Regions from separate parts of the Mus musculus genome. Here regions 2 and 3 are each linked to region 1. A link is a contact called in ENCODE POLR2A ChIA-PET data. All regions are on one chromosome and are shown on one strand. The core of a region is the stretch at or near the end of the contact, and the rest is flanking DNA. Distances in the headings are between cores, read along the strand shown.

The links. ChIA-PET counts read pairs that join two places held with the same protein, here RNA polymerase II (POLR2A).
Region 2: POLR2A ChIA-PET joins it to region 1 with 20 read pairs in Patski. The contact joins the promoter of Ltbp3 here to the promoter of Mus81 in region 1. POLR2A ChIA-PET finds 5 or more read pairs at or near these places in 4 of 5 experiments (Patski and embryonic stem cell).
Region 3: POLR2A ChIA-PET joins it to region 1 with 11 read pairs in embryonic stem cell. The contact joins the promoter of Sipa1 here to the promoter of Mus81 in region 1. POLR2A ChIA-PET finds 5 or more read pairs at or near these places in 4 of 5 experiments (Patski and embryonic stem cell).

Annotation. Positions count from the first base shown.
Region 1 is chr19:5,486,851-5,490,134 of GRCm38, forward strand. It overlaps Mus81 (MUS81 structure-specific endonuclease subunit), which reads right to left and starts at 1,529. Exons shown (of 16, transcript NM_027877.4): 1 at 1,138-1,529; 2 at 912-1,041; 3 at 175-257. The coding sequence starts at 1,272.
Region 2 is chr19:5,739,328-5,742,611 of GRCm38, forward strand. It overlaps Ltbp3 (latent transforming growth factor beta binding protein 3), which reads left to right and starts at 1,573. Exons shown (of 28, transcript NM_008520.3): 1 at 1,573-1,658; 2 at 2,008-3,235. The coding sequence starts at 2,914.
Region 3 is chr19:5,662,221-5,665,504 of GRCm38, forward strand. Sipa1 (signal-induced proliferation associated gene 1) reads right to left here and starts at 1,487. Exons shown (of 17, transcript NM_001164480.1): 1 at 1,384-1,487. Pcnx3 (pecanex homolog 3) reads right to left here. Exons shown (of 35, transcript NM_144868.3): 34 at 3,109-3,284; 35 at 2,415-3,027. The coding sequence ends at 2,833.

The sequences.
Region 1 (3,284 bases), core at 279-2,778:
ATAATCCTACTTAGGATTTAAGGTGGTGCCTCTCAAAGAGGGTAAGAGACTGTCCCAAGCCAATCTCAATCAATAAGAGCTGGATCCAGGGCTGTTCAACCCCTCAAACCAAGAAGTCTACAATCAACGACCCCTCCCCCCATTTAGCTTTCTACTTCCTTTCCCAATCCTCACTGGCATGGAAGAGTCCTGGACTTGCTCAGGTGGCCCTTTGCTGGCTCCCTTCTTTCCAGATGGTGAGCTGGGGGCATGGTCACCTATAGAGATCAGAAGAGAGTTAGTCCTGCACACAGTCTGGCTGCCCGGAGGAGCTTAGATGGAGTTGCTCAGTGTGTGAATTTGAGTGTCATATTTTAAAACGTTTTTGTGTTTTCTTGTATGTGTATGAGTGTTTCACCTGTGAGTATGTCTATGCATCACTTGCATGCAATACTAGAAGAGGTCAGAAGTAGGGGCTGGATTCCCCCGAATTGGGGTTTTGGTTTGGAAGCAGGGGCTCACTGCGTCAAGCCCTGGCTGACCTCAAACTCACAAAGATTCTCTTGCCCCTGCTTCTTCTGGGTGTTGGGATTAAAAGTACAAATCACCATGCCCTACCCATGTCACTTTTTTTTTTTGGAGATAGTCTCAGATAGCCCAGGCTAGCCTCGAACTCACTATGAAATTGAGAATGCTCTTGAACGCCTGAGTCTTCTACCCCCACCTCCTAAATGGTTACAGACTTGTTTCACAATGCCACCAATCTCAGGCGGCTAGCTCTGTTCGTTGAGAACCAGGAGGCTTAGGGAGCATCAACAATCACTAGTCGTGGGTCGAACAGCAACCACGTTGTGAGGGGGTAATTTGAAGCCAGAGTAGACACAGCCTGCACCTAAGAAATTTAGGAGACACCAACTCCCTGAGGTGCTCACCGCCTGATGCTAGGTGCTGCTTCAGCTTTTCGTCCAGCATGCGGCAGAGCCTGTCTCCGAAGTGCTGGAGTATCTTGGCTTCCTTCCCGCTGCGCAATGGTAGCGGGTACCGTTGGAGGGAGCGCAATGCCTGGCGAACACAAGGGAGAAGAGAGCTTATCAAACTAGGATTCACGGATCACCTGACTCTGCCAGAGCACTGTCACCAGAAACAGCTGGGACTCACCTTTTGAAACACGAAACGCGTGTGGCGCCCCCTGCTGGCTGCCTCGTCCCGCCACTCGGTCAGCCAACGAACGAAGAGCGGGTTGGGGCAAACGGGCAGCGGACGCTTCCGGCCCAGGCGGACCGGCTCCGCCATAAGAACTAGACTGGCTCCTTCAGAGTCTCAAAAAACCCCTGAGACTAGGATCGCGACAATTCAGTTGGTATAAGAACACTTGTTTGAGGGTAGGGTCTCTCCAACCTAGCAGGGCACCAGCTCATGGAATGACCTCCTTTCGCCATGTACTATGCAGTAAGAGGCTAGCTCGGTTTGCACGGCCTTTCCTTAGAACCGCCCCCATTCGCCCGCCGGCACCAGCCTTTTGGACAGGCCCCACCCAGGCCATGGAGCTTTGACCCACCCTTTCCTCTCACCCAAAAATTCGAGAGCAGACTCTTTTTTTTTGTGTACTGACTGTTAAAAAGGAGGACAGCGCCCCCTGTGACTGGGAGGGCCGGTGTGGGGGTACACTCAGAAACCTGAACTTGGCTTGCTTCAAGGTCTCATAAGGCTATTTCAGGCTCACTATCGTAGAAGAGGCTGGGAAAAAGAGGGCTTAAGAAAAGTGGAGGAGAGGGACGGACACAAGTCCAAGAATATTTGTGGGAGGGACATCTTAAAGGGGTACAAGGAATGAAATAAAGCTAAGGCAGAAGCAGAAAGATCTCGAAATGTGCCAAGTCGGGGATATTTGTGCACAGAAGACTCAGGCTAGGTGAATGGCGAAGATGTGTATTTAATTCCTCCCTTTCAAGGAGGAATAAGAGGTGTATCCTAGAAGGTGGAGAGTTCGAATGTGGGCACATGGTTGGATCCCGGGGATGCTAGTTAGACACTTCGCTTCTGTGGCTCATTAAAAGTGAAGGAGCCTCAGGGAGGATGAAGGTGGGAACCTTGCTGGGGCAGGGATGTCTCAAGCTGAGGGACACAGGGCTCAATAGAACATAGAGGTCCCTTCAGTGTTTGGAACAACGCACGGTCTTCAGCTGTCACGCTGTCACTCCGGAAGTCGTCGGGAGCCCAATTCGCAGACCCTCTTCTCAGTCTAGCTTTTGTGCACCCGCCTCTTTCCTCAAGCAGCCTTATAAGGAGCCTGCAGCTGGCGCTTGGACTGGGCACGCCCTCTGGAGGCTTATGCCCTAATAAGGACATCTAGGGCATCCCGCGACCAGGGGCGGAAGGAGTGCGTCTCCAGGGTAACTGCGTGGCCCCTCCCCCCGTTGCTCTGGGAAACTGCTAGTCTCGAAAAAGGTGGAGCCAGCCTTCTCCTTAGGAGGGGCCCTTGGGAGAGAAGGGGGTCAAGCTTCGGCCTCCACCTGGAGCTCCAGCAGTGTAGCCCACGGGTGCAGTCACCTGGAGCTCCCGCAGTGTAGCCCACGGGTGCAGTCTGACTACAATCCCCTGACTACAACCCCCGGCATCCTCTGCGTGCTGCCTCGCTCCTGGGGAAGCTCCTCTTTTACACCCTTTATTCAGCTTGGGGAGGTCAAGGGCCCCGGTTTCCTTTGCCTCTGAGTTGTTTGCGACTTTGCCCTTTTTTTCTAAGGCCATGGTCATTGTTTCAGGTCAGAGAAATTCTCCTGGAGTTCCCACCCCAGTTTATTTTAAACTTTTGCTTTCATATAGATTCTCTTCAGTCTTTGTGCTAAAATGATCATAAACCTATCAACTCTGGAATTAAATTGAAGTATTCCTTTTCCTGTATCGTAAAAGAAACATAAAGAAGTTTTTTTTTTGTTTTGTTTTGTTTTGTTTTGTTTTTTGATTTTTCAAGACAGGGTTTCTCTGTGTAGCCCTGGCTGTCCTGGAACTCACTTTGTAGACCAGGCTTGCCTCGCACTCAGAAATCCGCCTGCCTCTGCCTCCCGAGTGCTGGGATTAAAGGTGTGCGCCACCATGCCCGGCCATAAGGAAATTTTTAGTGCACAACTCTTCACCCTTCCCCCATGAATTACGTTTGATCTAACAATTTGCCAAACGTCTTTAGACAACGCCAAAGCTCTCAAACTTTTTATGTTAGCATTTCCTGTTTTTTAAAAAATCCTATTTGTTGAAATTTTACTCCACGGGAGCATTTCTATTGGCTTGAAGACACCGTTATACTTGGC
Region 2 (3,284 bases), core at 323-2,822, 250 kb after region 1:
CCCTGAGAGCCTAAGGAGTCTACCAAAGATCACATCTGTGGACAGTCACTGCCAGACGATCTAAGCTGGACTCATTGCTCCTTCCTGACCCTGAGTCCCTGCAGCAGCCCAAGACAAGGGTTGTCTCCACTCCCACTCACAGCAACACATGCTGCTGGTCATATACTCCTTCTAGAATGTTCCTTTTGGCTTTTCCACATCAAGTTCCTTTCATGTCACTCTGACGCCCCTACTGGGTCTCTGGGATAACTATCTCTCCTCCCTGGTGCACAAGAATGGCAGCTTGCCTGTTTCTGTGGGCCCTTCTCGTGAACTACTGAGTCACCTTTCCCACAGAGTAACATTCCCTGTGTGCTCAGGAATGAGCCTATGTTCCAGTCTGTCATGGGCTCAGGTGTCTCTGCTCAGAAGACTTGAAAGGGACCTCCATAGTGTCCCTCTCCTGTCTTTTTCTCTCACCTGCCAGGGGATGAAGCCAAACCCTGAGACCACATCACCTGCTTCTCTGTATCATTTACTTCACAATGGCGCGACTTTCCACAGTCCCAAATCAAACAGCCACATCCTTCCAAGAGGTGTGCGGTGGGCAGATCCTCATCGGCCCTGATACAGTGCCCGCTGATCCAAATTCCTCACAGTGACTTACATACCCACTCAGACCACAGCTGCACTGCCCTCTGCCCTTCCCACCGTGTTGCTCGCCTGGCTTTTCCTCTGACTTGGAAAGGACAGCGGTTTTTTTTTTTTTTTTGGTTTGGAAGTTTGTTTGTTTGTTTGTTTTCTCACTCTTGACTCTGCAAGACTCATTGCAGTCCTTTTCACCTTTCTCGGCTTCCCAGCATGCCCCAAGGCTCCCCTCATTACTTCCCTTCACTATGGAAAAGCGTGTTTGAAGGAAGCTGTCCCAGACCCCCACAGCCCACCACTCCTTTTGTTTCACAGTTGGGTGACTAGATCTCATTCCATGGGCAAGAATTCCAAGGCTTGGAGAGCACGAGATTCCAAGCCTGGACTGTTTGACAGCGCCTTGTTCCAAGGTGAGCCTCTGCCTACTCTGCACAGGGGAGGGTCAGGTTTACACCAGTTCAAAGGAAAAAATGAATGTAAGAGCGCTCAGCACCACTCCTGCCAGGTGGAAAGTATTCAGTGTTACTGTTGCAACAGTGTTACTAGAGCAGGGGGAGGGGTCCCCCCTCCCAAGTCCTCCTAGATTCTAGCAGCAAGGAATCCTCTTGGGACACAGAGGTCACCCCCTGCCAGCATTGCAGCAGTAGGCTGTACTGAGCAGCGCCTGAGCTACTGAGCAATTCAAGCAGAACTCATCAAATGGCCTCCCTCAGTCCCTCCGAAGCTACCCAAATAAACTCAGCCTTAAAGTAAAAAAAAAAAAAAAACCAAAAAACAAAAAAAACCACCATTAGCTCTTTGGAAAGGTGTGCCTAAAGCCGAGCCCAACCCCCTCTTCCCATCAGATTACCACCCCCTGATTCCCCTGGAGAGGGCCTGGCATGAACCAGACTTGGCATGGTTCTGACCCTGGTCACCCTTAGCCCTACTAAGTTCTTTTGAGTCAGACACTGGATCCTGGGGCTTCCTAGCACGTTCTCACAGTATTGTCCAGATCCGGGACACCACAGCCTCCCCTTTCAGACCAGTGAGTAAGTCTAGCTCTTCTACAGCCTTGAGCAAATTCAAGACCCTTCCCCACCCCCCTGTCAACCCCTGCCCCAGGGCCCTGCTGGGCTTCTCCCCAGCCCCCTGAGCACTCAAGTAGCACTCCCTTCTCCGGCTGTTAGCCTGGGAAGGGGGCCAGGCCCTGAGCTCAGACCTTGGCGATTCCAGAGTGTCTGAGGCCCAGAGCCAGCGCCGCCAGCCAGGCCAGACGAGGGGAAGGGGGGAGGTGGCAGGGTGGGCACCAGGAAGCCCTCTAAGGAGCGGGGGGGGGGGGGGGAACATTGGCAGGGAAGCCAGGTTTCTAGCTTTGTTCTTTCTGCTCTTCTTCTTGAGGCCACAGGGTTCTCCCCGGCCAGTAAACCCTGGCCAGAAGGTGCTCTCTCCTGCTTAAATCCTTTCCTTCGAGAGAAGACAGGACCAGGAATAAGGACCCATGACTTCAGGGCTTCGAGAACCCCTACATGTACAAAGGCCAATGGGCAAAAGTTAACAGACCTCTGATCCTCCAAGCAAGGACCATCTGCCTCGGTTTCCCCATTTTGACCAGGTGGAAAAGTAGTTGGGCGGGGGAGGTGTGCACAGGCCTCTGCACCCCGCCCGGAGGAATCTGGCGGAGTCCCCAGGTGAGGATTCTTCTGGAAAGAACCCAGGTCGGTTCCTGCGCGGGGCGGGCACCTAGGGGGCTGCCCCCACTCCAACCGGCGCCCTCCCTGCCGCACATCGTCGCTTCTCCGGGCAGCAGCGAAAGACGCTTGAACCAGAAGGAAAAAGAGAGAGGAGAAAAAAAAATTGTCTCCCTGGCCCCGGGCCAGCGTCCCAGCCCCCCTCGCCGCCGGCGCGCTCCAGCCAGGGAAAACAACTGCTCACTTCTCCCTGCGTCCTCCCCGCGCGCTCCCTGCTTCCCGGCGGCCGCGGGAGAGGAGCCCGGCCAGGGGGAGGCGCGGAGCGGGCTGGCCGCCCGGCCTTCCTCTCCCCTCGCTCCTCCTCTCCGCCTCCACTTGCTCCGGCCTCCTCGCTGCGGCCTCAGTTCGGGGCCTGGCTGGGTTTCTCCCGGCCAGGGAAGTTTCTTCGCTCTACCCTCAGTGCAGCTTCCATCGCTCTCCCTCGCAACGGGGATCCCGGCCGCTCCTGCTGTCCCCTCCCTACCCTTGGCTTCTCGCCCCGCTCTGCCCTCTGCTACCAACACTCGATCCCCTGCTCGGGCTCGACCTCCAATCTCCGAGGGTCGTGCGGCCCCGGATGCCCGGGCCCCGAGGGGCTGCCCACGGCCTGGCCCCTGCGATGCGCCAGGCCGGGGCATTGGGGCTGCTGGCACTACTCCTGCTGGCGCTGCTGGGCCCCGGCGGCGGGGCCGAGGGTGGGCCGGCCGGCGAGCGGGGCACAGGCGGGGGCGGGGCGCTGGCCCGCGAACGCTTCAAGGTGGTCTTTGCGCCAGTGATCTGCAAGCGGACCTGTCTGAAGGGCCAGTGTCGGGACAGCTGTCAGCAGGGCTCCAACATGACGCTCATCGGAGAGAACGGCCACAGCACCGACACGCTCACCGGTTCTGGCTTCCGCGTGGGTGAGGGCCAGGGGGCTCTGGCTGGGGACATAAGGAAGGGCAGGCAACA
Region 3 (3,284 bases), core at 237-2,736, 180 kb after region 1:
CCTGGTCTACAGAGTGAGTTCCAGGATAGCCAGGGCTACACAGAGAAACCCTGTCTTGAAAAACAAAAAGAAGAAGAAGAAGAAGATAAATATCTCAAGTGTGACCCCTGTGAAAGGACTGCTCGACCCTCAAAGGGGTCCCAGCACACAGGTTGAGAACTGCTGCTTCTGGACTTGTCAGAGCTGCACCTGCCTACTCTGCCCGTGTGCGTAGGAGTAAGGCAGCCTTGTGAGGGGAGACGGGAGAGGCTCAAGGTCTCACAGGATGTAAGGCTGAAACACCCAAGGCCCCAGGGACCTACTAAGTGCGGAAATGTGGTGAAGCTACACTAGGCAGGTGCAAAAGGTGTGAGAAGGCCGAGCCTACCTCGGCGTGAGCTAGGAATGGAGCCAACAGCTGGGGCAGGGGCAGGCCTCCATTAGTACTTTTTTTTGCATCATCCAGTGGCATCAAGGGGGCCAGGCTGGGAGGGGACAGGGAGCAGCTCCACGGTGCCCCTCAGCTGGGTCTCCAGAACCAAACAAGAGCAGACCTCCTCAGGGTCTTCCTGTCTGTCTGTCTGTCTTCTAGGATAAGCTCTGATGCTGCACTTCATGAGTTCTTTGAAGACTCCTTGGAAACTGAAAGGTGAAGCCAACTATGTCCGTGTGTGAACTGTGCAGGCCCCAGGTCCATAGACCAAGCTGTGGGCACAGACTGAGGCCGCAGTGCCGGGAGGAGCCCTGGGAATGTGTGCAGCCCAGTCCAGGAGCTCCCTCTTGTTCTGGCCCTGCCTTAAGGGGTGTACTTGGGCTCTGCCCCCCACCCCTCATCTTCACACAAGGTCCATTGAGGCCAGGACATTCCTTGCAGCCTGTGTCACTGAGGGGGGAAAAGGGGGGTGCCCCGCCCCCACAGATCCGGAAGGCCTGGCTGCCCCAGGAGGAGGCGCTGGATGCTTCCCAGCACATCTGGAGGTCGTGACCCTATTTCTGTTGCCAGGGAGTGCTGCAGATGTTTCCTCCCAGGCCAGACTCAGGATTGCAAAGGCTGGGAAAGAGGTCACACTGGGAAAAGGGGAGCCCCAGAATAGGGGGAGCCCCACACACTCAGCAGCAGGAGCAGCTGCCAGCATTGCTGAGAAAAGTCCAGAACCAATGAATCCACTCAGTGGAGCTCTGAATCTGCTCATGCAGAGGAGGGAGTGGGAGCTGCCAGCAGGAGACAGAACACTGGACGTGCTGACTCGGGGCTGGACTGGGGCAGGAGGTTGGGTGGGGTACGTGTAGCGAAAGCAGCCAATAGTCCCGTTCCTCCCCACACTACAAGGGTTCACGTCCAGGCTACTTTGTTGGGTATCCAGCCCGAACCTGGTGCCTCCCGATCCCTGATCCCGCCAGTACCTCTCGGGCTCAAGCTGGCCACCGCTGCCTTCCGCACCAAGGTCCCGCTGCCTGCTCACACCGCTCCCGGCGCCTCCGCTCCGCCTGGGGGCGGGGCCAGGATGGAGGCGGTACGTAGTGGAGGGGCGGGACTACCCGGGAGCTGTCTAAGGCGGGAAGCACAGTGGGTGGGGACCTCCGACAGGAACCTAGGCAGCCCCGGACAGCCTGAAGTTCTCTGTCCCAGCCTTCAGCTGCTCTTTTAACTCCCGGTCCTAGCCCAGTCAGTGACTTCACCGAGAAATGGGAACAAATGTACCTGCCTTCCAGACCAATTGGAGCGCTAGAGGCCACTTAGTGTCCTGCTGTGGCTCAGCAGACAGCAGGTATTAGGGCCAGAAACTATTTCACTCTTTAAGGGCTGGGCCAAGCTAGATAACTGATCTACACAGGCTACCATTTATGCAATGGCGAACACCATTAAATCCAGCACTCTGAAGGCAGAGGCAGGTGGATCTGAGGTCAAGGCCAGCCTGATGTACATAGGGAGTACATAGTAAGCCCCTGTCTCAAAAACGAAATAGAATCCTTTCTATTCACCTGTTATTTTCTTTAAGCTTGGAACAAATGAGGTTGAGCAGTCTTTGATCAAGATCAAGGCTGATGGATGTGTGAGCCACCTGGGCATAGAGGACTGCTTGAAAAGCAGAGGCTCAGCTCTCTCCTTTATCCTCTCACTTCTTTCTCCTCTTCCCTTTGTCTTTTCTCTCCTTTCTCTTTCTTCTTCTCTAGCCTTCCCCGTCCCCACACACTCTCTCTCTCTACCTTTTCTCTTCCCCCCTGCATTTCTATAATAAAGCTCTTAAACCATTAAAAAAAAAAAAAAAAAAAGAAAGGCAGAGGCAGGTGAGGAAGGCAGCCCATCCCACCTCATGTCTGCCTGGAGCCCAGCAGTCTGACCCCTTATCCCTCACACTCTTCTGACTTCAGCCTCCCTGCCTCCGGCACCTCTACCAACCTCACCTCGTCCCACAGAAAATAAAACTGCCAACCAAAATCAAAAATAGTGTTATTAATTTGGTGTCTCTGAAGCACAGAAAAAAAAAGAAAGAAAAATGACAAAAGAACGAATGAACCCACCCTTGCCACATATCGGGCCCCAGGTCCAGGCTAAGGAGGCCAGCCTTGGGGGCAGTGCAGGCCCCAGAGGCAAAGTCAGTCCTGGCCATGGGCTCCAATGAGGGACCAGCCCATGGGTTTGGCTCTTAGGGCCTGGCTAGGAGGCTGCTGCCTCAGTTTGGGATCCAGGCCACGGATCAGGGAGAGAAGTCTAGGTCACTGAGTTGTGACACTGAAGTAGCCAGATATCAGGGTGCAGACACCAGAGCCAAAGCCAATCAGTTCTGTAGTCCAGCAGAGTCCGAGTTACTGAGTCCCGGGATGCGATCCAGCAGAGGCCAGGCTGACTCCTCAGTACTGATGCTCCAGCAAGGGCTGGGCAGCCGGGCTCTCGCGTTCCTCAGCAGGGACAGGCCAGTCACCTGGGGCACCGGAGGGTGTGCAACCCTCAGGAATACTGCTGTCCAAGCAAGGAAGGTCCTGGGTGGTTCTGGCAGGTGAGGCCTCAGAGCTGACATCAGGACTGAGGCTGAGGTCTAGAGGGGCCTATGGGAGAGAAGACAGACAGATGAGCAGACAAACCGACCTGAGAACTCCTGGGGTCGTCTTCTTCCACAGGCTCCTTACCTGAGATTTGGGGGTGCCTCCTTTGGGGCTCCCTGAGGCTGGCTCCCCATCAGGTCCTCCCAGTCCCTTCCGACCCCCCAGACTCCACTTCCCACTGGGTCCCTCAGAATTGAGGAGAGCAGGGCCAGAAGGTCTTGAGGGCCGGGGACCCTCAGTGGGAGCAGGTGAAGCAGGGG